Regions from separate parts of the Mus musculus genome. Here all the other regions are linked to region 3. A link is a loop called in an ENCODE intact Hi-C map of the cell type or tissue named here. Cell type or tissue: heart. All regions are shown on one strand.

The links. Hi-C counts contacts between places; a loop is a spot of excess contacts. Peaks named below come from ENCODE experiments on the same cell type or tissue, not always from the same donor. Only the 100,000 strongest peaks of a DNase experiment are listed, where the experiment ranks them.
Region 1: a loop joins it to region 3, with 1.9 times the contacts of the local background. A loop is called at or near these places in 10 of 42 quality-filtered maps.
Region 2: it touches region 3 in a loop (5-fold over the local background); 7 of 42 quality-filtered maps call a loop at or near these places.

What each region holds. Positions count from the first base shown.
Region 1 is chr6:108,327,117-108,335,116 of GRCm38, reverse strand. All of the region lies in intron 4 of Itpr1 (inositol 1,4,5-trisphosphate receptor 1), which reads right to left. Among named protein-coding and RNA genes, the nearest start is that of Itpr1, 120 kb to the right of the region's middle. In heart, no CTCF peak of the experiment used is centred here; a DNase peak (open chromatin) is centred at 4,496; H3K27ac peaks cover 1,417 bases.
Region 2 is chr6:108,302,028-108,310,027 of GRCm38, reverse strand. All of the region lies in intron 4 of Itpr1 (inositol 1,4,5-trisphosphate receptor 1), which reads right to left. Among named protein-coding and RNA genes, the nearest start is that of Itpr1, 93 kb to the right of the region's middle. In heart, no CTCF peak of the experiment used is centred here; DNase peaks (open chromatin) are centred at 2,897, 3,537 and 4,577; H3K4me3 peaks cover 1,660 bases; H3K27ac peaks cover 3,719 bases.
Region 3 is chr6:108,208,505-108,216,504 of GRCm38, reverse strand. It overlaps Itpr1 (inositol 1,4,5-trisphosphate receptor 1), which reads right to left and starts at 3,409. Exons shown (of 62, transcript NM_010585.5): 1 at 3,152-3,409; 2 at 2,227-2,302. Gm38872 (predicted gene, 38872) reads left to right here and starts at 3,587. Exons shown (of 3, transcript NR_167935.1): 1 at 3,587-3,650; 2 at 3,732-3,899; 3 at 4,065-4,249. In heart, no CTCF peak of the experiment used is centred here; DNase peaks (open chromatin) are centred at 2,604, 3,444 and 4,424; H3K4me3 peaks cover 3,910 bases; H3K27ac peaks cover 2,775 bases.

The sequences.
Region 1 (8,000 bases), 120 kb before region 3:
AACTCAGCAGCACTGAGGAGTTGGTTAAATGTCTTAGGACTGGGTGAACCAGAGAAAAAGGGAGTCAGGAACCTTCCATGGCTTGAGTGCACTCTAAAGCTCAGCTGGTGGAGGGATGATGAACTGTGTAATGTGGTCACCATGCAAGAAGGACTTGGGGGGCACACTTAAGAGAAAAATGAGAGTGCAAGAAACCACAGACATGCCCCTAGCCAAGTGGAATCAAATGGAAGGGAAGAAAATAGTGTAAACCTCAGAGACTACATCAAAAGGTCTCCACAGCACCCACGCTCCCCCAAGGCTAGGTCCCTAAGGGCCAGGGACTGGGGGTGGGGATGGGGTGGGGAGCAGCTAGCTGTTCCCAGCATGCTCTAATCCTGGGCTCTAGAAACAATGGCTGGGGGTTGTCTGAAGGCATTCCAAGCTCTGAGCTTCTAGATGTACACTGACAAAACTAATTCCTGTTTAGTGATGTGCTTGCTATGTGCAGGTACTGCGTACTGAAAATAGAACTAGACACAGCAGCTTCTTACATCACGATCAGCGACAGAGGCAAACTAGTCAAACAGACAAGTTAAATCACAGCAAGCTCGCACTGCTTGAAAACTAGATGAAGCAATTAACATGTGATGTTTGGCAAATCAGTGGCTTGCCTGTTAGTCTTTGCTATGTGACTGGTCCAGTGGGGGCAGGAATTAGAGGTCACTGCCTTTGGACCCAAACAGGATGCATGGAGAAGCAGAGATTCCCAAAGGCCATCAGAAAAGTATCTCCAGAACTAGAGCATCTAAAAGGTAGACCTGAAGGGCAGAAAGGATATGTGATGGGCAATCGCTAATGCTAACTTGATAGAGTCACCTTGGAGACAAAGCTCTGGGTGTGTCTAGGACAGGTCAATAGATAGAATCCTCTTTCTGTTTCCTGGATGCTAGTGCAACAATGACCACCCACCACCACACCTTCCTCGCCATGATAGGCTGTACCTCAAACAGGAGTCAAAATAAAGCCTGCCTTTTCTAAATTGTTCCTGTTTGGTACTTTGTCACAAACCGTGAGAAAAGCCATTAGTGCAGGAGGAGACAGTCTGGGGGAAATGCGTTCCAAGCAGAAGGCATGGAAAATACGTAGGCCCTGGACTGGGAGGGGAAATGATGTTTACAACATTAAAAGAACAGGAAAGGGGGTACCTGGGGTGATGTCTCCATGGTAGGAACATTTGCTGTACAGGAATGAAGGCCTGAGTTAGACTCTCCAGTACCTATATTTAGAGGCAACGTAGCTAGGCATGCCTATAAACCCCAGTTGGACCAGTGGAAAAAGTGGATTCAGGAGTGCCCACACACTCAGAGCATGTAAAACACACACGCGCACACGCACACACACAGAATGAAAACAAGCGGCTGACACGTAGAGGACAACAATAAGTTATAAGAGCTTTGGCTCTAGAAGCAAGCAGAGCTGCTATAGCGTGCAGGGTACCGGAGGCCTGAGGTCTGGGCATCTGAGTCTTGGAAGAGCAGTGGGAAGCCAAAGAGAGTCTTAAGCAAAGACAGAAGAGCTTGGTCTGCTTACAGTTACATGGGAACTTACTTTCTTTTTTTTTTTAAGTTTATTTTTCAATTGCTAGTTTTCATTATGTGCACTGTGTGGCCCGTGTGTAGGTGTGTATGTGCATGCAAGTGCCTGAGATGGCCAGAAGAGAACATCAGGTCTCTGGGAGTCATAGGTGGGTATGAGCAGCCAGGTATGGGTGGTAGGAACCAAACATGGCTTCTCTGCAAGAGTAATATACACTCTTAAACACTAGGCATGTCTCCAGCTCCTAAGGAAGAGTTCTTACACACCATGGAGCCTAGTGAGAAAGCAGAAATTAGGCAGGAAGGAGCAAGTATTCAGGAGAGGAGGAAAAACCAAGGATTTTATTTGGACTACATCAAGATTGGAATGCTCAGACAATATCCAAGTGAAAATGCTAAGTGGCAAGCAGGTCAACCAGCAACTAGAATACAACGAATGCCAAACAGCAACCTAAGGCTGTCAGCAGGCAAAGGCACAGAGGAATGATGAAAGGAGGGGAAGGCAAGGAAGTCAGGATTCAAAATCCACTCCAGCAACCCATCAGAAACTAGGGACATCATAGTCTCTCTATTGAAATTAAGAAAATACATTGACGTGAGACTTACAGAACCTTGACCTTGATTAACGATGTTCATACAGACAGAATAAAGCACTTTACTTTCCACCTCCAGAAGAAAAAAAAATGAAGGAAAATTTAAATTCAATATCATCTTCCATGAAACTAAAATTTATCTTCGCAACTTACAATGAAGATGGAAAGAGGAGGAGGGTAGAAGTAGACAGATGGAGTGAAATGAAGCCTGTGTTGCTGCAGAGGAAAACAAGAGGCAGCAGAGTGAGTTTGTAAAACTCCAGCAAGGCTCAGGAGCTGGAGGCTGCAGACACGGAGCATGGTACAAGTTAGGTCTGAAAATGTATATAGAAAAGGCCATTAGATCTTGCGGGGCATCACCACTAAGCACCCAGTGCACTATGCACACGTACTAAGGACAACCGCAGGTGGGGGTAGGCACAGAGGCTCAGAAACCCTGAACACCAACTACAGTGAAGGAGTAAGAGATGGAAGTAGAAATAAATGAAGCAAATACAAATCACAAGGGGGATGGTGAGATACACAGGCACTCATAGCCAGGGCCTTCTTCTCAGGTGGGAATCTAGAACAGGAAATGCCAATCATAGATTCCTGGGCCAACTGTGATCCATCTCAGCTCATCTGTGTATGGCTCACAAGCTAAGAAGGGTTTCACATTTTCACATTACTGGAAACAAAATACATGGTAGTTTATAACATAAAATTATGTCAAATTCAAATTTCAATGTTCATAGAGAAGATGAATGACTCTCACCAATAAAAACATTTTAGGAACATTTGTTCTCTTGTTATATAATACTCTGAGTTCTGCCTACTAAACTGCAAAGCATAAAACATTTCCTGTCTCAAGGTTGTCAAGAAGGCTAAGTGGGTAAAGGCATTTGCCATACAAATCTGTTGACCCGAGTCCAAAGCCTAAAACCCAGGTAAGGGTTAGGGTGCGTAGGAGAGATTCAACTCCTGGGCATTATCCTCTGACCTTCACACTCACAATAAATAAATGAAGTAGTAAAGAAGTAAATGTGTTACTTTATTACTTTAAAAAACATTTCCTGTCTCATCCTTTACTGGAAATGTATGCTGACCTTAGACCTGAGGCTCCTTCTGAGGAGACATGTAACGCTCCAGAGAGATGCCTTACCTGTAGTCTCTAATGAGAAAGGTGGCTTGCTATTTAATAATTTGTGAGTGAAAGTAACCATTCATAAGCCCTACCAACTCATGTGCTCCCAAATCTACAGGCTACTCAATTAGCTCCCTCTGGTTCCCCTCTTCCCACCTTATCTACACAGACAACCAAGATCAGCAGACGCAGAATTACTTCCTGATGCTACACAGGGGTATCTGACAACTGAGAAATGCAACTGAGGACACAGAGAATACAAGGAATGATTGGGAGCAAGCATCCACAGTCAGCCTCCTCACAGGTAAGACTGGGATTTATCGTCTTAAATATGCATGAGGCCCTACCCTGTGACAAAGGAAAGGAATTTAAAATCAGGAACTTGGCATACAATGACAATGCAGTTTTTAAGCACAGGAAGTTTTGGAAACTAGGTTAAGAGACTTTCTCCAAAAGTAAAAGCAGAGAGGACAAAAGTAAAAGAGAAAAGGAACTGGCAGGTAAAACCCACAGCCCTGACACCCTAGGATTTCAGAACGAGACACTGAGAGTGCAGAAATCATCACAGAAAACATCCTGGAAGTGGCGAAGACTTTCTAGTTTGGGGAAAACCTCACCACATTCCTACATATGGTTAGTATCTAGAATTTTTAGATTAATGGGGAAAAGGAGAAGATAGTTGAGTCTTTTAGTAGAAGTGGGAAAGCCATCAACTCTCAAACAATAACATTAACAACAACAACAATACCATCAAACATTTTATATGAACTATCCTGGGATTCCATTCCGACAAAACACTGGCATCAGACTACTGACTTATAATGATTGTCAACCGAGGATTCTGACTGTACTAAATAACCAAGAAGGCTTGAGAGCCAAGTCTCCCACTAGTTAGGACGTTACCGGATAAGCTCTACCCGAAGGAGGAGAAGACATTTTCTGAATATATCTATCTGTGTGGAGGTACAAGCATGAGAGTACAGGTACCCGCAGAGATCAGGAGAGGTACTGAGTTGTTCATTCTGTCCTGGGATTTTACTTTCCCTGACAAGGGTATGTATAGGACATGATCTAGGGAGCAGCAAAGAGCGCTGGCTCTCAGTACACTAGCTGGGAAGCAACCCAAAGCTTGCAGGCATCGTCAGGGATCTCGTGAGGCACAGCAGCTACAAGAGTGCTGAGCTGAGCCTTGCGAGAAGCAGTGCCCTCTCCCTCAGTGCCTGCCTACAGTTTCTGTTACAAGGACTTGTGTGACCAACAAGACAAGCACCCAACAAGCCACCACTGCTTAAAGGGCTGGAGAACTGACACTGCTGGTAAGTGTCGGCGGCACGTGCATGAGGATTTCAGTTAGGACACCTAGCACCCATGTACTATCAGACACAGCGGCCTGAGCCTGCAATCCCAGAGCAGGGTGTGGGAGCAGGGTTTGGTGTCAGGAGCATGAAGAAGGTGCATTCCTCGAGTTTGCTAGTCAGCTACCCTATCCCAAATGGTGAGTATCTGGTTTGGTGAGAGACTGTGTCTCAACAACAACAATAAATTGAAGAACAATTGAGAAAAGACATTTGACATCAACTTCTGAATTCTGTGGGCACACACACACACCCTTTTACACACATATACTCACAAAATGTAAAAATAAAAACTCTTCATTGACCCAGTATATATAAATGGACTCTTATCGAGAGAGTCACAATTAAGAAACAAACAACATCTGCTGATCATTTATACCTTTTTTTTTTCTGAAAAGATAAAAACCAGCAGAATAAGTTTCAGAAGGGGGTGGGTGTTATGAGTGTCAGTTCCTCACCAGGATAATTTCTTACCACTAAGGTATCAATGAAAAAGAAATGCAAAATACCACATACGTAAGACCCATCCTGTCTCAAACTTACTACACGATTAGTACAGAGAGGAGGGTTGCTCTTCCTGACGAGTCTGCTGCTCGTGCATTCAGTAAACATGCAGCAAACAAATCAATGGGAAGACGGGCAAGATCAAAGGGCACCCTCAAAAAAAACGGCTCGCAAACTTACTCCTATGTCTAACAAACGCCTTTCAGTAAGCAAGTTATTAACTCCAGGTCACTGTAGCGGAAGCTGGTTAGACACTGTTGTGTCTACTGAACTCTAATCACACTTCCCAAGCTGTGGCCTCTGAAGTTAAGTGACATTTTCCAATTGGGAGTGCCAAGCAAACCTGGTGTTACCTGTCTGCAAAAGGAATAAACATTGTCATTAGGAGACGAAGGACAAGAAGTTACTGCTTTTCCATTTGAGACACCCAGATGTCTTCTCCAAATAGAAAACTTAAGATGATACATGTAGGGTCACCTTTTGTCACCTTCCCTGTGTTGGGACAATCTTTCATACATCTTCTGGAACTGGAAGTACAAGAAAGAACTACTTATCTGGCCTCTAGCTGAGAATTCAGGTTTTTTTCATTTAGATTGGCACTGGTCCTGAGAATGGCAGCTACCAATCAGCTGAAACAGCAACTCTACCCAACTCTACTCACCAGCAGAACATAGATACCTGCCTACACCTGTGTAGTTAGATGCTGCATCCTGGCCTCTACACCTGAGGAGATGTCTGCAAGGACATCAGATGCCCTACTAAAGAGCACCTTAAGGAGCAAGGTCACATGGCCAAGGGCAGCACAGAGTCCCTTCAAGACAGAGTAGGGATGGAGTCATAGGACCACAGGGTTCATATCACAAATCTGGCAGAAACATCACAACTTCACTGTACTCAGTACTGACTTCAGCCTCTACACAGAATGTTCAGGCTAGGCAAGGGTCTTACTGTTCAGCCGGTGTTAGTCATTTTTATTGTTTGCAATGGACAGTCCTAGGTGACTTGAAAATGACAAAACATTTTTCACTCTCAAAACTTACACTGACTCCAAAGAGAACGCCAACTGTTGTTGCTGCTGCTGCTGGTGGTGGTGGTGGTGGTGGTGGTGGTGTGCAGGTACCCACAGAGACAGGTCCTACCTGTCTCTGCTGCTCACTGCCTGATCAATCTTCTCCAGAAAACTAAACTTTTCCCAGTCTTCCTGTCTTCCCCCTTCAATCATCCCTTGGAGATTGCAAAGCCCTCTCTATTCATATAAGAGCTTCCATTCAATGCCCTGTAATTAAGAGGAAGTGAAGATCTGTGTGCATCCTCCAACGTTCAGGAGTATAGTCTGCTCCATCGCTTACATTTTGAATAATTTGGGGGAAATTATCTACATATTTAAGTTTCTTATCTCCACAGGGAATAGCCACAAGAGCTAGATCACAAGTTAACTTTCAAAATGAAATCAGCTACTTCACTTGAAGGCCTCTGAACACATCCTAACACAGTGATGAGTCAATTAAATACCATTGCTGTGAAACAGTGGGCAGGCAAACGGCACAGTCACGCAACACCGAGATGCGGGGAGGCCATGCTGCCCTAAAAAGCAAGCCAGTGTCACACGAAAACAGCAGGGACAGGTTTCACAAATATTATTTTACTTTGAGTGAAAGGTCACAAGGCAGTGATAACAAAATGAGTCTGTTGACACAGAGTGGCCCCATTTATATGAAATTCCTGACAATATCAAAACAGTGGTCACCTCTGTTGGGGAGTGGGATGCTGGTGCTTGGAGAGATCAGATGCGTTTTAGGGAAAGAGTAATTTTCGGTATATTCAAGCATGGGAATGAAATGAGTAGGTAAAATTTAATCAGTGATACATTTAACGTCTGTACATATATATGTGTACATAGATGGACGTATATATACATACATGTATTTAAAAAGACCTCAAACAATGAATTTCTTTTTATGGTTCCATGAAAAGGAAGATCTTGCTGATAAGGAAAAGGAAGAAGAAAAACAAAATTTCCCTTCAAGAAAAAGGTCAAAAGTGTCTGATTTCTATCACTAGAAAAATATGCTTTGTTTGGTCAGGGTTCAGGGTTGGGAGTGGGAAGGGGAGGGGAAAGCGAGAGAGATGACATCACCAACTTCCCCTATGGCTTCAGTCTTCTGTGTCACCAACACAGACTCACTCAGGCAATGCAGTTTTTCAGGCCTGATCCCTTTTGGCCCAGGGGGCCTGCAACAGAGCACAGGACGGCTTTCCTGGGTTGCCGATTCTACCCCAACAGCTGGAATTGGAAGCAACTTGAAAATGTCCTCTCAAACCAAATAACACAATGTCTGGAAATGACATCACGTTAATCAAGTCCATGAAGCAAGGTGCTGGCTCGTCACTGCTGAAGGTCGGCGCTGCACGTCCGACCGTTCTCCAGTCTCCAGGTTTTACTCTTTGTTCAATAGAAAGTCTTAAAAACCACCTTTGAAATTTATTTTCAAGCTTACACTTTTTAACCAAACCCAAAGAATTCACTTGGTTCAAGGAGGTTTTGGCTTGTTTGTTTGTTTTGTTTTGAAGCTGTAATTCAACATAAAGGGAATGAGAGAAGGTTGTGGGGGGAAAAAAAGGAATGCTGGATGGATCTATCCAATAAAAAGAATCTAACACATGGACACATGGAGAGTCGGGGGTAGAGCGAGAAAAGTCACATTTGTGACACAAACAACACTGTAGGCTTTGGGGTGAAAACTCTTGCTATATTGAACTCATTTCACCTCTCAGAGTCAAAAGCAAAGAGATCTCACTGCACCAGGCCTGGTGTTTCAAAACCTGCAGCCTTAGCCACGCCAGCTTA
Region 2 (8,000 bases), 94 kb before region 3:
CAAACCTTGCTTTATTTGGGTTCTGGAAATTCAAACGCATGTCCGGACACTTGCAAGGCAAGCACCTTACCCACCCCCAAACCATCTCCCAAGCCTTCCATTTGGGGATTTTTGTCTGCCAATCTCATGCCAGGGGCGTGGGGAGCAATACAACTTTACCACAGCAGTCTTGGCAGCTGAGATCTGCTTAAGGGTAATCTCCCTACACAGCTTCTATTTTGGACTCCAGCAGGCTATTTAGCAAAAAGTCAGATGAAAGGTGTTAAGAACCTCTGCAGTTAGAAGCTGTCTTCAAGAAGACTCCAGGCAGTGTGATTTACAGCCTTCAGTGATAACCATTAGCTGCTAAGCTACCAATTAGGGACGCCTGCCTTTTTAGCAAGTCCTGACCAAATGGCAACAGCTTCTCCTTCAATCCCCCGTGCATTCTTCTCCCTATTCTCAATTCACACTGGTGACAGCAAAGCTTCCAGATGGCTGCTGAAGTCACAAATTCCAGCCACCACTAGAGACAGCTCCATAATGAACTGGAAAGGGGAAAATCCCACAAAATAAATAAATAAGGGATACTCCAAAGGCAGGACCAGTGAGCTCAGGCCCGCTCCTCAGGTGAAGAAATGGAAACTCATAGCAGCCACATCCTGAGAACTTCTTAGCGAGTAGAAATGTTCTCCCTTTTGCCCCAGAGCAGGTCAAACAGAAAAGAGGCCAGTCTACAATCTTCATTTGGATGACATCACTGTGCATCTTACATATAACTTATAAAGTACCAAGGTAAAGCAAGGCCAGCTGATCAGCATGATCTCCCAGAGAATGTCCCTTTAAAATTATGCCCAAGCCCAACTCACAACTGTAGACACAGAACACGAAGAAACAATGTGGTAATCTCCTAGGAAATTATTCCTAGCAACCAACACCTGAGAGGCCCTGAAAATCTGACAGTTCCAAGTAGCAGATGAAAAAAAGTCAGGGAAAAAACAAACAAAAAACAACACAGTAATGTAACAAGACAAAGGAAGCTCAAAAGAGACAGTGGCAGGCCAGGGTGATAGGTCAAAACTTGGGAGGACCTAAGCTTGATCCCCACAACTCACATAAAAAGGCTGCCTGGGTAATGTGTGCTTATTACCCCAACTCCGAGGAAGGAGAGAAGGAGAGACGGGCAGATCCCTAGGGCTTGCGCATCAGGCTATCTAGGCAACCTACTTGCCTAGGCCCCAGGCAAAGTAAACGATTCTCTCTTGAAAAGAAAACCTTAAGCAATCATGTATGGCTCCTGAAGATCGACAGTGCAGCCTGACTTCTGGCTGTTACAAGCATTATATATACATATGTCTACACATCTGTGCATACACAAACCCGTGCGCTCGTGCTCACACACAGCACACAAAGCACACATGCAAAGAGAACCTGGTGCTAAAGAAAGGTCAGCAGTGATTTTATGGAAGAATCATCAATCACCAGAAGAACGCATGCAAATCATACAGGCAGCCTCCAGCACTGGACGATCAGACCGATGGAGAGAAAGCCTGCAAGGCTTTCTACGCAGGACCAGGCAGGGGCTTCAGCTGTGAGAAGGCCCTTAGTGCAGGCAGCTGGAAGGCCACTTCCTAAGTCTGGCAGTCAGGTGTATATGTCTAACTGTGGGTCTGAGCATGTTAATTCTTGAGGCCTGTGTTTCCGAAAAATAAAAGATGTGACCAGCACCCTCCTCATAAGAGAGCATGTTTGCAAATTTACATATGGGTGAACTTCAGTACAGTCCAGGTACCATGAAGTACTCAATACCTGTCGCTGTAGCAGAAATCATCATTATCCATGTGAAAATGCACCAGAATAGAGAATATGTGCAAAGGACAAAGACACACTCACTCCACCCAAGGAATGGTCATCCTAGTGCAGGATGACTTTGGGTGGCCGCACTATGGAGACAGGTGATTGGTCGGTTTCATGTTGTTCCCTCAGCATCAGGCAGCCTTGTTCCTGACACATCTTGAGTGCGGCTTTGAATCTTCTCAAGTTGGCTTGCTATTTTCTCATCAGCAGACAGAAATACATGAACCAGATAGGAGTGAATGGAGAATTCATCTGCCCAAACACCTGCCAGAGCAGGCAAGCAGGCACGCAGGCAAGCAGGCACACAGGCACGCACACACAATCGTGCAGGTGGGTCACTCCAGTGTGCCCCCCCCCTGGCTTGGGTGGGTGGGTAATACATCCTGACAGCATGGAGCTCAGGGTAATTGTGGTATTGAACACGTGCAGTCTTCCCTTCTACATCTCTCTCCCTCTACCCTAGCAAGCTGCCAGATGTCACTCCTTTGCCAGACAGTGAACTGCTGGGGATTTGGGAAAAGAGGGAAGTCATTTTGGACAGGCAGAGCTGGAAGAGAGAAATGTAGGCATGCTTTAAAAAAAGAGGGGTGACCGGGGGTAGGGGGTGTGGGGGGTAGGCTTCACCAACAAGTTCTAGAAAACGAAAGTGACTTCAAAGCTTGCCCAATCCTCACCACCATGGAGAGGCAGGCCATGAAAGATGGGAGGGAAAAACCGGTCTCAGGGTAGCTAGGCAGCCGCCTCAAACCATTACCAAATTCAACTTCCCTTTTTAAAAATAAATAAAAGTTTTTTAGAGAAATGTTCCTGTCTGAGCCAGGAGCAAGGACTACTCCATTAACTCCACCCTCATCTTCAGCTCCACCTTTCATCCAGAAACATCTAACTTGCATTCAACACACTACAAACTTCCTTTTTAGGCTAAAGCACAAACTAACCATGGCCTGAAAGATAAACCACACCTTCTTGTCACTCTTGTGTTCAGTCTAATTATTTTTAAAGTGCTGCTGCTCGGCTTGCCCAGGTCGGGAGGCTAGATCCCACCAGGAAGAGGAGCAGGAAGGGGAGGGGCAGCCGCCTGAGTGGGAACCACTAAGATGACTGTTTCTTTATGACACCGGAAGCCGTACTTCAGAAGATAACTGAGGACATGGATCTGACTGAAATCAATGTCATCTATCCTGTGGTAGATAAAGCCCTCCAAGAAGCAGAGCCAGAGAGAATAACGAGGGGAAAGGCAATCTAGGCAGCAGGATCCTGGGAAATGAGAAGGACCAGCCCACTTGGGGCTCGGAAGAAAGGAAAAACAAACAAACAAACAACAGAAACCAAACAAACAAACAACAACAGAAACCAAACAAACAAAACACCGGAACACTCTGGAGTCCCTGGTTTCAAAAGGAAGTTTATTCTTAACTATACACCTATTGTTAAACATCTCATTAGCCTGAGGTCCAAACATCACCTGCCCTGGAACCAGTGAGAATCCATTAGGATCCCCATTAGAACCAGGAACCCCAAGCTTCCAGCAAGCTCTAGTTCTCCTCAGGAGATGGTGGAGGGCAATAGTGCTTGAAACAGTGAAAAGGCCCTTTCCAGGAATAACGAACTCCACAGCTGACCATATAAGGCAAATGAAAGCAAAAGGCCAGGGAGGCTCTTCCTCGGAGCAGCCGGATAAGGGACAGGGACACACACCCCAACTCGAGCCTGGACTGTCTGGATTGTGGACAGGAAGAGAAAATGCTAAGAGCTACAAAAGCGAAAACACGGAGGGAGCCAAAGGAGAAGCCGGGGTGCGCTGTTTCCAGCCGGGGAACAGGCTTGGCCTGGGAACCTTCAGACACTGTGCGCTGCTGTGCACAGACCCTGTGAAACTGTGCAAACGGGCAGAGTCTGGCACTAGAATTCAAAAGTAACTGCTTTTTTTCAAATCCCCAAGTACAGACTCATAGTCTACAGCTTCTATAGGACCTCGGTGTTACATATGAACCTACACAATCAATTTCCATCTTTCAAATAAAAACATTTACAAGGCTGATTTCATCTAAGTGTTTATTTCACTGTTTTTTTCTTTTTTCTTCCAAACTAAGTCCAAAGTTCATGTTTTAGGAACTCTCCTTATAGAAGAAACAACTCGGTTCTTTAAACTATATTTTCCTCCTCCCTTATGCCAAGAGTCCTTTATATGCTGAGAAAATTTACAATAAATAGCAGAGGGGATGATTGCTATTGTTATAATAAAGGTTGGCTGTGGGGGAGGAAAACAAAACTCTCTAATACAGGGTTCAAGCTTAGATTCTGCCACTGTCTCCTGTGGGTTTTTAGAAATGTCACCAAGCCAGAGTGTGGGCATATGACAAGAGAAGACAGAAGCACCCAGACAGATGGGAAGAGAGCACATTCCATAGATTTTTCCAGAAAAACCTAGCCCTGCTTTTCCTCTCCTTGAGCCATGTAGATTTCTAAAAGCAAAGCGGCTCACTGGAAACTGTAACAAACCATTAACAAACCATCAGTCGGGAAGAGAGGTTTGTAAAGGGTTAAGTGCTCAGAAAACAGTCTGTCACCTAGTTAACAGTGTCTGCCTTCCAGGACCAGAGTCCGGCCTATCCACTTCCTTTCTGTGCAATGCCCTCTCTCACTCATTCTCCGGCATTAGTTATGTTTCGGGAGTCTGGAAAGAATCTTGCCAACCTCAGCAGTGTAGGAAGATGCTCAAGGCTATCTGCATCTTGACCCTGACCGAAGGCAGAAGCAGCAAGATATACAGGCTGGTGGGAGAGGAGAAAGTGGCCATCTATCTCCTAAATAGACTCAAAACTGGGTCAGCTGGCTCACCCTGGACACACTGAGGGAGGTAGGAGGTGTCTCACTCTCAGCGGAAACCCAGCCCTCAGGCTGTAAACTACCCAGCTACTTCTCTGGCGCGTTCCAACGTTGCTACATCAGAAAGCTCATTACGGGGATGGAAGGGGTACTTGACAAAAGCAAAGAGGTGTCCAATCTCTAGGTTCGGAGATTGATATCTAAGGTTAGTTGTGTGACTGCATGGAGCACACTTGATCTGACTTGACAGCTCAGTATTTGTCAATGCATTAAGGCCAGGATTGGATCTTTTGAGGCCTGGCATAGAGCATAAGTTTAAGGGACACTGTCAGAATTAGGAAATGAACAGAGCCCTTTAAAAGCTCCTATGATCCTGATGTTCAGTGACTCTAACCTGTGCTCTACTTATAAACATCTAGCTCCTATCCTACTTTTCAAAAAGGGGGAACAACAATAACAAAAATAAAACCTTTAAAACCCAAGACTCAAGTAGATTTCTTTTAGATAATAAAAAATAGCGGAAAGAGAATCTGATAGCAGCTTCTGTTGACGAGATGGCATTTCTAGTCCACAGGGAGCAGTGTAGGTCCCTCCAACCCAGCAAAGCCTTGCAATGACCTAGCAGATACAGTTCTAGGGCACGATTTCTGACCTGTAAGATTAACTTATATCCAGGACAGAAAACAACATGGTTCCCCCCACCACCACCACCACCACCACAGTCATTTTTGCATCGCAAATGATTTCTGAGCATTGGCTTATTTTTAGCACTTCATACAGTGGAGTCTGCACAAAGCAAAAATAGATGTTTGCTTCATATAAAGCTTGTAATGGGGTGGGCGTTACTTGTTGTCCCAGACTTATTTAATACTGAATTGAGATGATCCCAATATAGATTACCACTATCATCTCCCATCTTTCTAAAAGAGACTTATGTAGAACATGGCAAGCAATCTGAACACAAGAAACGGCATACACCACGCTTGTCTAGGAGCCGAGAGCCCTGGTGCCAGGAGCTATGAATCCTAAAGACAGCACAGCTCAGGAATAACAAACGCATCCTCTCCGGGGATGAGCTTCACCCATACAAGGGTTCCTCCTGGGACTGGACCTTGGAGCCTCTGGTTACTGCAGTTGCTGCCTTTAGCACTGGTCTGGCTAACCTGCCTCTAGCTGCAACCACAAAGGCAGTCTCCAAGGTAGCCAGGCTGTCATGGTTGCTGAGCCCCTTCCAAAGTTTCTCCATAGAATTACTTGGAAATTTTGTCTACTTGATATAGGTGGTTATTTTCCTTTTCTGAAACTCTGAGTGGTTTTACCCTGAAAAAGAGACTGCTTTACACCCCAGGGTCCTCACAGTTGAATCCTATGCGTTACGTAATCCAGGGAAGAGAGGTAAATTCAAGCTGCTCTGGCAGCTGACATAATGCTTGCTGTTCATAGGAAATGGGGTTTGCTGGCTGGAAGAGGAAACCTTCACTCCTTTTTGCTGACGTCTCCCATAGTGAGGAGGATCTACCTTCAAGGCCACCAGTCCTGGTTTCTGTGCGTCTGCTCAATTCTTCTCAGTGAAAGGCAGCTCTGTCCAATGACTGCCAAGTCTGTGCATGCTTAGCTCAGTCTCTGCAAGCTGTCTGATGAGAGAGGCTTCTGTGATGAGCGCCCCACCCAAACTCACCCCATAGGCAAAGGGAAGGAGAACAAGGGTGGTTGTGGAAAACACACTTATGGGGCAGCGGCATCACAGACACGAGCTGTAACAGTGAGGGCGATCACTCCCTGGAGCTGTCCATAACCTCCCTAGAACCTCCCAGTAATTTTCCGTAAAGTCACCTCTGGGTCATTACATAATCTATATGATCCTTCCTCTATTATTCTTAACTTTGGTGCTATACAACACATATGATACATGTGATATGACTATACACACACACCCACACATACACACATTAAGCTAATGGAAATAACAAGTGCAGTCAGCCCTCTGTATCCAGGGATTCCATATGCATAAATCAAACACTGGCAGAAACAACCTTTGAGGAAAGAAAGTTGTGCTTATAATGAACATGTAAAGCTAGTTTGCTTATTGTTATCTAAATTTTATCACTAATGTATAGCATTGATGAGATATTAGGTCTTACAAATAAATTCGAGATGATTAAAGTATATAGGAGATTATGCCTAGTTTACATGAAGATACTATGCCATTTTATATAAAGCCTTGAGCAGTGGCTGCTTTTGCTACCTCTAATGGTCCTAGAATTAATTCTCTGTGGCTACCAAGCTATAGCTCTATTTATAAAGAGTTATTGGCATTAAAAGGTATTATCATTATATAACTAATAATTACAATGCTAAAAGTACCTACTTGTACTTTAATTTATTTCCGGCAATGTTTTATGAGCTATATAAATACTTCACAGTAATTGTCTCATTTAATTATCAAAACAAACATCCTTTAGCAAAATCTGAGACTGCAAGAACTTAAGGAATTTCATAGTATCACACAGCCAGGAACTAACCCATGGCAATTTGACCCCACCATGCCTTCCAAAGCTCTCAAAGCTACTGCATTTGAGTCTGAAAGTTCAGACAGCAGTGGTCATAGAGCCACTCACTGTACTGACTACATGGAGCTAAACATAATGTTACAATATGCTAAAATCAGTAGTTCACAGAAATGTCTTCCAGCACAAGGTTACACAAAGACTGAGTAGTCTTACATATAAAATCTAAGAGACAGAAAACCTTCAACACAGCAAACCTTCTGAGATACGTTATCTGTAACAGTTGTTCTTGGGAACATCTTAGGGTTTCTCTTGTTGCTGGGATAAAACACCAAACAACTTGGGGAGCAAAGGGTTTATTTCAGCTCACAGCCTTGCAATCCACCATCAGGGAAGTCAGGACAGGAACTCAAGGCAGGAACCTGGAATAGGAACTGAAGCAGAAGACATAGAGGACCGCTGCTTATGGCTTATCCTCATGGCTAGTTTAGCATGCTTTTTCATTCTATCCAGGACCACCTGCCAAGGGATGGCACTGCCCTCCACATCACACGTGAATACAGGATTTCCTACAGACCAATCTTATGGAGGCATTTTGTCATGTCAATCTTCCCGTATATGTCTAGATTTGTGTCAAGTCAACCAAACACTAACCAGGACAGGAACTCTACCTTTCACCATAACTGTCTCAGGGACATCTCAACGCTTGTACCTCATGCACAAATGTCGAAGGGAAGATCATGGCACGAAAGGCTCCATTAGCAACAAGGACTCAAACCCTAGAGAAGCTCAGCCCAGACTGCAGGTACTTAGAGCTACCTTTCCTAG
Region 3 (8,000 bases):
CCTGTATTTAAAAAAAAAAAAAAAAGTAGAACAGAATCTCCATGAGATCATTATTAGCTAAGAAGCCATGTGAAGTTTTCTCAAGTCCTTTCCTTGCACACCATTGAATTAGTTCCAGAGTGTCCCATTCCCACCCCACCTCCACGGTCTAGTGTTTTTGCAGCTGAAACCACTTTGAGGGCAAAGTCAACAGATTGTTCTTGTGGCACTAACCTATTTCTCTTCTAAGCCACCACTGCTCCTCCCATTCCTCAAGGGAGGCTGGCAAAAGGAGCCACCTTTTTGCATGGGTAATAATGCCTCAGTGACTTTCCTGGGCGGGCTTCGATGGAGAGGCCGGAGTGATTCATTTGGAACATAAAGAACTTCCCTTGCTTAGTTAGAAGGAAATCTTGATGAGATTTTCTGTTCCGAATTGATTTAGTCAAGAGCAGATTGTGCTTGCCCCGTATACTCATGCAATGCACACATCCATGAAAGAAATGGGGAAAGAAAGAAAGGAATGGAGAAGAAAACCACTGCAACAACTAGTTGCCAGGCAAGCCAGAGGCCACAGGACAAGCTACCAACATTCCACAGGTAAAACTAAAGCGGTTTAAGCTCTCCAATTATTCACGTAGAGACACACCTGACTCCTTCAAACCTGCTCAGGTGCCGTGATGTGAATGACCACGCTATACTTCAGATATGAGCCAGGCCTAAGGCTGCACGGAGACACTGGCTTTCCTCTGGTTTTCCTTAACTGTCCTGATTCAAGCTTTCAACACAGAGCTTTCCAAAATGAATTCAGCCCAACGTCAAATCCTCCTACAAATACCTACAGTCTTTTATCCCTGCCAATGGCGCTATCATTTTCTTCATACATCAAACTAAGAATAGCTTGTACATTGTTGGTAAGACATAAATAAGTTAATGCATTAAGATCAATATGTTTACTATTTTTCCTAGCATCTCCCCCCACCCCCCGCCCAGTTCTCCATAAACTTAAACACAAGCGGTACACATTACTGCCCGGGCTGCCCAGTGACTTCATTCTGTATCTTGGTTTCTTTACCCACATCTAAGGTCTTCTGGGATACAGCTCTGCAGCTGGCTTGCTACTACCTAATGGAACAGCCTCATTATTTTTAGGCAAAAGATAGAGAAGAGTCTGTGGACCAGTTAACCTCGTCTGTAATGTACTTCAAAGAGAAGGCTGACCCCAAGCTTTAATCAACATAGACTTAAGTCCACAGAAGAACTAGCCTTCCCTTCCAAATGTTTCCCGCTCTGCCAGTATTCCTGAGGACCTTATCAACAGGAAACAAAAGCATTCTACTACCATAATGAAGTATCTGGCTTTTATTCACTAATTAGAAAAGCCCAAAGATTGTAGCCCAGGGAACAGCTAAATATTTAGGACATTAAAGAAGTTACCAAGGACCAGCTGCCCACAGCTCACCACCCACCCCTATTAACTTGTTGTTTACTCAATTCCCAGACATTTTAGGAAAACAAAAACAAAAACAAAATCCAATGGCCAAACCTGAAACCATAGTGGCACCTGTACCTACAGAAGCTTTATTTTCTAGAAACGGGCTGTGATGGTTTTAAATATGCCATTATACTGACAGAAATGCTGCCTGCCCTCAGCTCCTCATCCAGGAACAGGTCCCAAAGCAAGAGAAGCCCGCTGGGTTCCTTGACATTCAGGTGGCTCCAGTGAAACCCTGGAAGCGACTGTAGTATTCTTTAAGCTCTTCCTTCCCGTTTTTAAGTTCTCATTCTTTCAATTTGTCACTTTCATTTCTTGCAGCCCAGCCCATTCTGGGTACAGGCATGCCCACAACCGAACAGAACAAAGTGACAGTTTGTGAAAGGGAGGGGTATCTCACTCTTGCTTAGGGATCTTGGCAGATGAAAAGTTCTGCATCTTTGGGAATTAAACTAATGAGGGCTCCTCTCAGGCTGGTAAGGGACCACCCACTTTACAGTCCCTTTAACTGCACGTTGTGGTCGCTTACCGACATCTTCCCCACCCCACCCCCCTCACCCCGCCATGCTTCACTTCTGAGCGACCTTCAAAAGTGGCTGTCACTAGACCTTTACTCACCCAAGACCATGACCAATTTTGACCACGGTGTCTTTCTTTTCCCTACTTTACCTCTATGGCAGCTACAAGAGGACTTAGAAAATGCTTAGGACAAAAACCCATTTTTGACTACAGCACTCGGCTCGCACACTCACCTGACCCAGGTCAGGCACTCTGTAGCCAATGGACGCCCAGCCAAGGATGCAAATCCTGGTCCCTTGTAATCAGCTCCTAAATATTTAACAAAGAAAGAAGACTGAGTAGGGGATCTCGCGAGGGTCTATCAGAAATTCTCAAATCCAAGTTTTGACTTTTATAGCCTCCGCTTTTCCTGCAGATCCCACTCCCCTCCAAATTTAGCAGCTAAGTCGGAGGGATCTCTTTCCCCCAAATAAAAGCAAACCCAGCATGCTTATTTCCCGTCAGTAGCTGGCCAGAAAGATCAGACACGCAGAAACTTCGAACACGCCGGATGGGGATTGAAGGTGGATGGAAGTAAGGGACGTGTTGAGATCCCAAAGCACTTGTTTCCCCGCGTGGAGGCCAAGTATGTGAAACCCGCGTCCTCATTGGGCACGAGCTCCGTCCACACTTCTTTCCTCATCGCCCCCCCCCCCCTTCCTCCGGTTTTCTTCCTTTTTTTTTTTTTTAACCCACGGGGACCCCCACGCATGCATTATCCTACCAGCTGAGCAGCGCAACAGGGCTAGCTACATTTTTAGAAAGATTATTTCCTTGAGCGAACTCATATGACCCCCTCAAATACCCCCCCCCAGGGGGAAAAAAAACTATTTCCTGCAGACACTCCAACCGTTTCCAACTTGGGGGAATGCCATTTCAATACGGGGAAGGAGGTTGAAACCGGTCACTAGAGTCGAGGACGTTTGGGGTTACTTAAGCCTGAAAAAAAATATATACCTCCCCCCAAAACTGTTCACAGGGAAAGAAGCCCCAAAATACACGCCAAGTGCATGCAAAGCCACCAAAGCCACCAAGAACTCCCGGTGATCAGGGCAAAAACTTCTGCGCACGGGAGCTAGTGCCAACTCCCCGCGCCCTCTGCCCGGCCCCAGCAGCTACCTTGGTGACCGGGGAGCCACGCCGGTTTGGGGGATCAGGACCAGGAGAGGGGTTAGCAGCCGCTGGGCAATCCCATGTCCGCGAAGAGGGAGCTCGTTCCGTTAGGATGGGAGCGGAACACCCACACCTCCTCTCGGCGTGCGCTTTCTCTCTCTCCACCCTCTGCCTCCACCTCCTCCACCACCACCACCTCCTCCTCTCCTCCCACCCCGGCAGGCTTGAGGAAACGCTTCAGCAGAACATCCACATGGTTACTGCACTTTAAAGCAGCGCCCGACCGCTTATATAGGCCGGGAAGCTCCCTGGGCAATGTAGTCCGAGTCCCAGGTCGTGCCGGCGCCTGGGGCTGCGCAGAGGGACTACAAGTCCCAGAATCCCCTGGGCTCCGGGGCTGGGTTCTAAATAGACTCCCGCGCGCTGACCAGGGGTGGGAGGGGGAAGAGGCGCCCAGGCTGAAGGCTCGGGTTGCGAACTTGTGTCTGAACACCGGACTCCCCAGGTTTGGCAAGCCCGACCCACTGGGTATGTCCCCTACCTCTGTGAACCCTTCTCTTTTGACTTGTATCTTCCCTTCCTAAAGTCAGGTGTCACTAGGGTCCGGAGAGAGAGGAAGAGCTCGGATTACTGCTTCGGGAAGTTTTTACAAGCTATTTACCCACCCCCGCGCGCCCTGTGTCCTGGAGCCAAGAATTTCAGAAATCCGAGGCACAAAAACGCCAGTGTTTGCGGTCAAGGATTAAAGAAACAAGTTTGTCTTTATTAAATCTGGTCTAGTTTTTTATTGGATCCTGCTAGTGTCTGCATGAAAAACTAAGTCTGGAAATGGGGTGGTCCCTGCTATTGAGGATGCGGGGTAATCGTGTGAGAGCCCTTTTCTGAATTCGAGCTGGGTCTGTCTTTCGTCGCCCGGTAGGAGGTAAAAGAAACGCTACCCTGACGAGTGAGCAAATAAAGGAACCATGTTGTGACTTGCTGATGTTGTGATCGCGAAGCAGGAAAGAAATACAAACCGCGACCTCGGTCCTGACCCCGCTTCTAAGACCCCTATGCTCCTGGAATCTGTAAACGCTAAAGTAAATAAACCGCAAACCAAAAAAATAAGGGCTTCAGAGAAAACTGCTTATACTAAGATGAGTGCGTCCAGGCGAGGCGTGCTGCAAGTCTTCAACCCAAGCCTCTGGGCTGAAATGGATTTCCACACACCAGAAAATAGTGTAGGCTCCAGGCTGCAAAGTGCATAGAACTTTGGTCTTGGGAAGAAGAGTTTGCATCACAGGCAAAGTTATCCTACTGTCTCCTTCCCCATCCCACCCTACAAACTAGACTGCACGTATTCATTCCACAAACGTTCCCCGGGTGTCATCTGGGTGCCAGGCCAGGCACTGTGCCAGGATATGAGAGCGCGCCAAAATATATCATAACATCCTAAATGGGGGTCTGTCTGCTACCGCTAAAGACCTGTTAACAGTAATCCTTGTAATGAAAACAAATGGTTCTACAGAGCTCAGCCTACCTGCTTTCTGTACAGCATGCTATTGAGTGTCACTGATTCTGGGTTTGTAACCTCTTTGTATACAGCAGGTATAAGGCCAAAGAACAGGACAAGCCAGGTTAACTTTGGTCTCCTTTGCAACTCCAACCTGTACCTATACTAAGCACTTGCCCATTGGGACCTCCATCACCACCTCCTTAAAGGAGCCCCTCCTATTTTAGGAGCAGCCTCTAAGCCCTTAGGCAAATCACCTTGAACTCTTTACCCCAGGTTTGCCATCTAGAGAGGGATTCAATACTCATTAATGTTTGCCTGTTCTCTTTTCCTATTACGTGATTCAACAGCCTTGCCTCCTCTCGTGAAACTTTAAGAACAATAGAGGGCAAAATAGGTAACAATTATTGCATATTTAGTGCTCAACCTAACCATTAGGGGCATCACACGGGTGCGTCCTGTGGCCCAGGCATTGTTTCTAAGTAATTTAAGTAGATCATTTCAGCGATAGCACATGGAAAGCTAAAGGCATGCAGGTTAAGTTATATCCAAAAGGCACCGTTGGCAATCTAGGAGGCAAGTGGGGATGCTTCAAGCTGCCTGTCTGTCCTCGGGAAAAACCCCAACTTGTCACCACAGAGGAATCCACACCTTTCATATCTGTTGTTTTTTCCTTTCCCCGATAAAAACAACCTGATCCACTTTCCAAGTCCCTTTGACCCTAACTTTCAAGCAATTTCAACAAATCAGCCCACAAAACGGGTGGGGGTTGCTTCATGATATTCTAATGTGGATTTGCAAAAGAATCCTTGGCCATAGTTGAGAGGCACCGGCAGCTCATTTTCATCCTCCCCACACTGTAGACACAAGCCCTTTGTGTAGTTTATCCATGGTCTTCCCTCCCCAGCCGGAAGTTTCAGTGAGAGACCATGTCTTCCTTACATTTGTGTACTCCAGTCCCCTTGACTCAAAAAGGCTTACCCTTCTGTTTGCACATTTTTGCAGATTTGGAAAAAAAAAAAAAGTTTCCTGCAACCTTGTAATGGAAGGTGCATTGAGCATACAGAAGGCAACAGAAGCATGTCTTTCTGAGCATTTGGGCCGTTTAGCTGCTCAGATCAGTTTGCTTTGTCAGTGTGTGCACATAGTGCTGTTCAACGTTTGGCAAGTTCTGGAAGCTGCCAGATCACAGGAAAATACTTTTGCTAATTCTACTATGGCTCAAAGAGATTCTTTGTGTCAGACAGTTGATGTGTGGCAATGCTAACGGTGATAGATGCTAGAATGAGTGGCTTATACTCCTTTATGAGCTGAGGAGAGGGTGTGTGTGTCTGTGGGGGGTGAGCTGCTGCTTCTCTGTTATAATTTTTCTTGGGAAGAATTTTTCTAGACATGCATCTCCAATCCAGGAGCTATCAGCCATGTATGCACCGAGGATGCAGCTAGTTCTAAAGAAGATGTGAAGTACTTATAAAATACACAATGAGTTTCAAGCACCTAAACTTCAAACGCAAGGCTTCAGATATGTTGGACCACACACTTGAAATGACTTTTCCTGACTTTTTTTTACTTTTTAAATTGACTAAAAATTTAATCTGCAACTAGCACCTCTGGGCCTTGACATGCTTATACATACATATGTGCCATGAACAAATATCCCTATACATATGCAAACATGTTTATATAAACACATACCATACATGTGCCTAGTTTAAAAAAAAAGATAATCTGCCACAAAAGTACCCATGTGTAACTTTACCCTTGAAATGCCCACGTAGGGAGGTCAGAGGACTTTGCAGTCAGGACAGTGTTAGAGACTGAGTCTGAAGAAAGTCCAAAGCTAGCACAGCAACTTACTCCAGGGAAACCCCACAAATAGAAACAGTTTTTGTCAGCAATCCATGGCTGCAGACTTGGACTAAATTCTAAATTCATCTGCTGAGAAACCCACCCTCAGGTCCCCTCCTACTAAAGAAAGCAAGATGTGCCAAGGAAAGCAGGATTCAGAAAAAGCAAGGCTGACAACCAGCTGCACCATTAATATCCAAGGTGTGTGCTTGTGGAGAGAGTGATGGGACTAATCCTCTCCAGCCTTGTCGGCCCAGACAGTCATTGAGTTACAGGACATGAAAGAGCTTCCAAACCTTACCTGAGCTTTACCAAAACAAAAACATGAGCACCAAGGCCAGGAAAATAGAGCAGCTCACCCTGAGACCATGCCTGGCCACAAACCAAGTGTCAGCTTGTTGGAACACAAATCCCTAGTTTCCTCTAGTCACAAAGCCCAGTCATACATGACTATCATAGTGAGCCTTGAATGCTTCAGTAAATAGCTTCTTCAAGTCCCCCTTAAATGGCAAGACAACAAGCTGACACTCAAATCGGAATTCATTCTGTCCTGGAGAGAACTTCTTTTTTACCTGGTGTGATGGACTACCATTGAGCATGAGAAATATCAGTAAAGAGAAATCGATATTGTCTATGTAGTTCCTAGAGTGTCTTTCCTGACCATTTTTTAACCTTCTATGGTAGAAGAAAGAGGATATAGTTCTTTTGGATAATTTTATAAAACTCTTGGACACACATGTCTAAACACCACCAGATATTCCAAATAGTAGTAGCATCAGTCCTTGGAGTTTTTGCACTGAATGGTCCAAAACTCAGTCATAGGCACACTCACAAGACGATTGTGTTTGAGCGTTCTGTGTGGTTTTTGTTCTTACAGGCAAGATACGATCTTTGAAGATGAGTATTTGTGTACCGTTTGTAGCTCTAACTTGGGCACTGGGTAAAGAGAGGGGTGTTCAGCACTTATTGAGTCATGAGGTCTTAGAATTCTAAGGATGGCCAGGAGAAGCGATAACCTGCAGACCCTCAATAGTCTACACAAGACGAGACAGAGCTGGAATTTAAAAAAACAAATAAAGAAAAAACAGGAAAGAGGAGAAGTTAGTCTGAAGCTTAGAAAGGGAAGGCATTTCCTGTATCCAGGCCCAGGACATCCTGTTCCGCCAAGAGAAAACATCACAAATTGGAGGCTCTTCGTTTGTTGTCTGATCTCGAGAATTTAGAAGAGCCTGCTACTTAGTCACCTGGGGACTAGAGGGAACTGGGATGAAGTATCAGTGACCACACCAAGCAGGCAACACAGAACTTACAAAAGTCAGCAAAAAAACTGGGTTGGGTTTGTAGCTCTGTAGTAGAGGATTCACTTAGCATGCTTTTTAAAAATATAGACAAAAACTATTTGCTACTGCTTTTTTTCCATATGGAAAAGGCAGCTGTGCCACCCCTGATGGTATTATTGTCCATGCTGTCTGGAATCCCAAAACCATAAGGATTATTAATTTCTTACACATTATT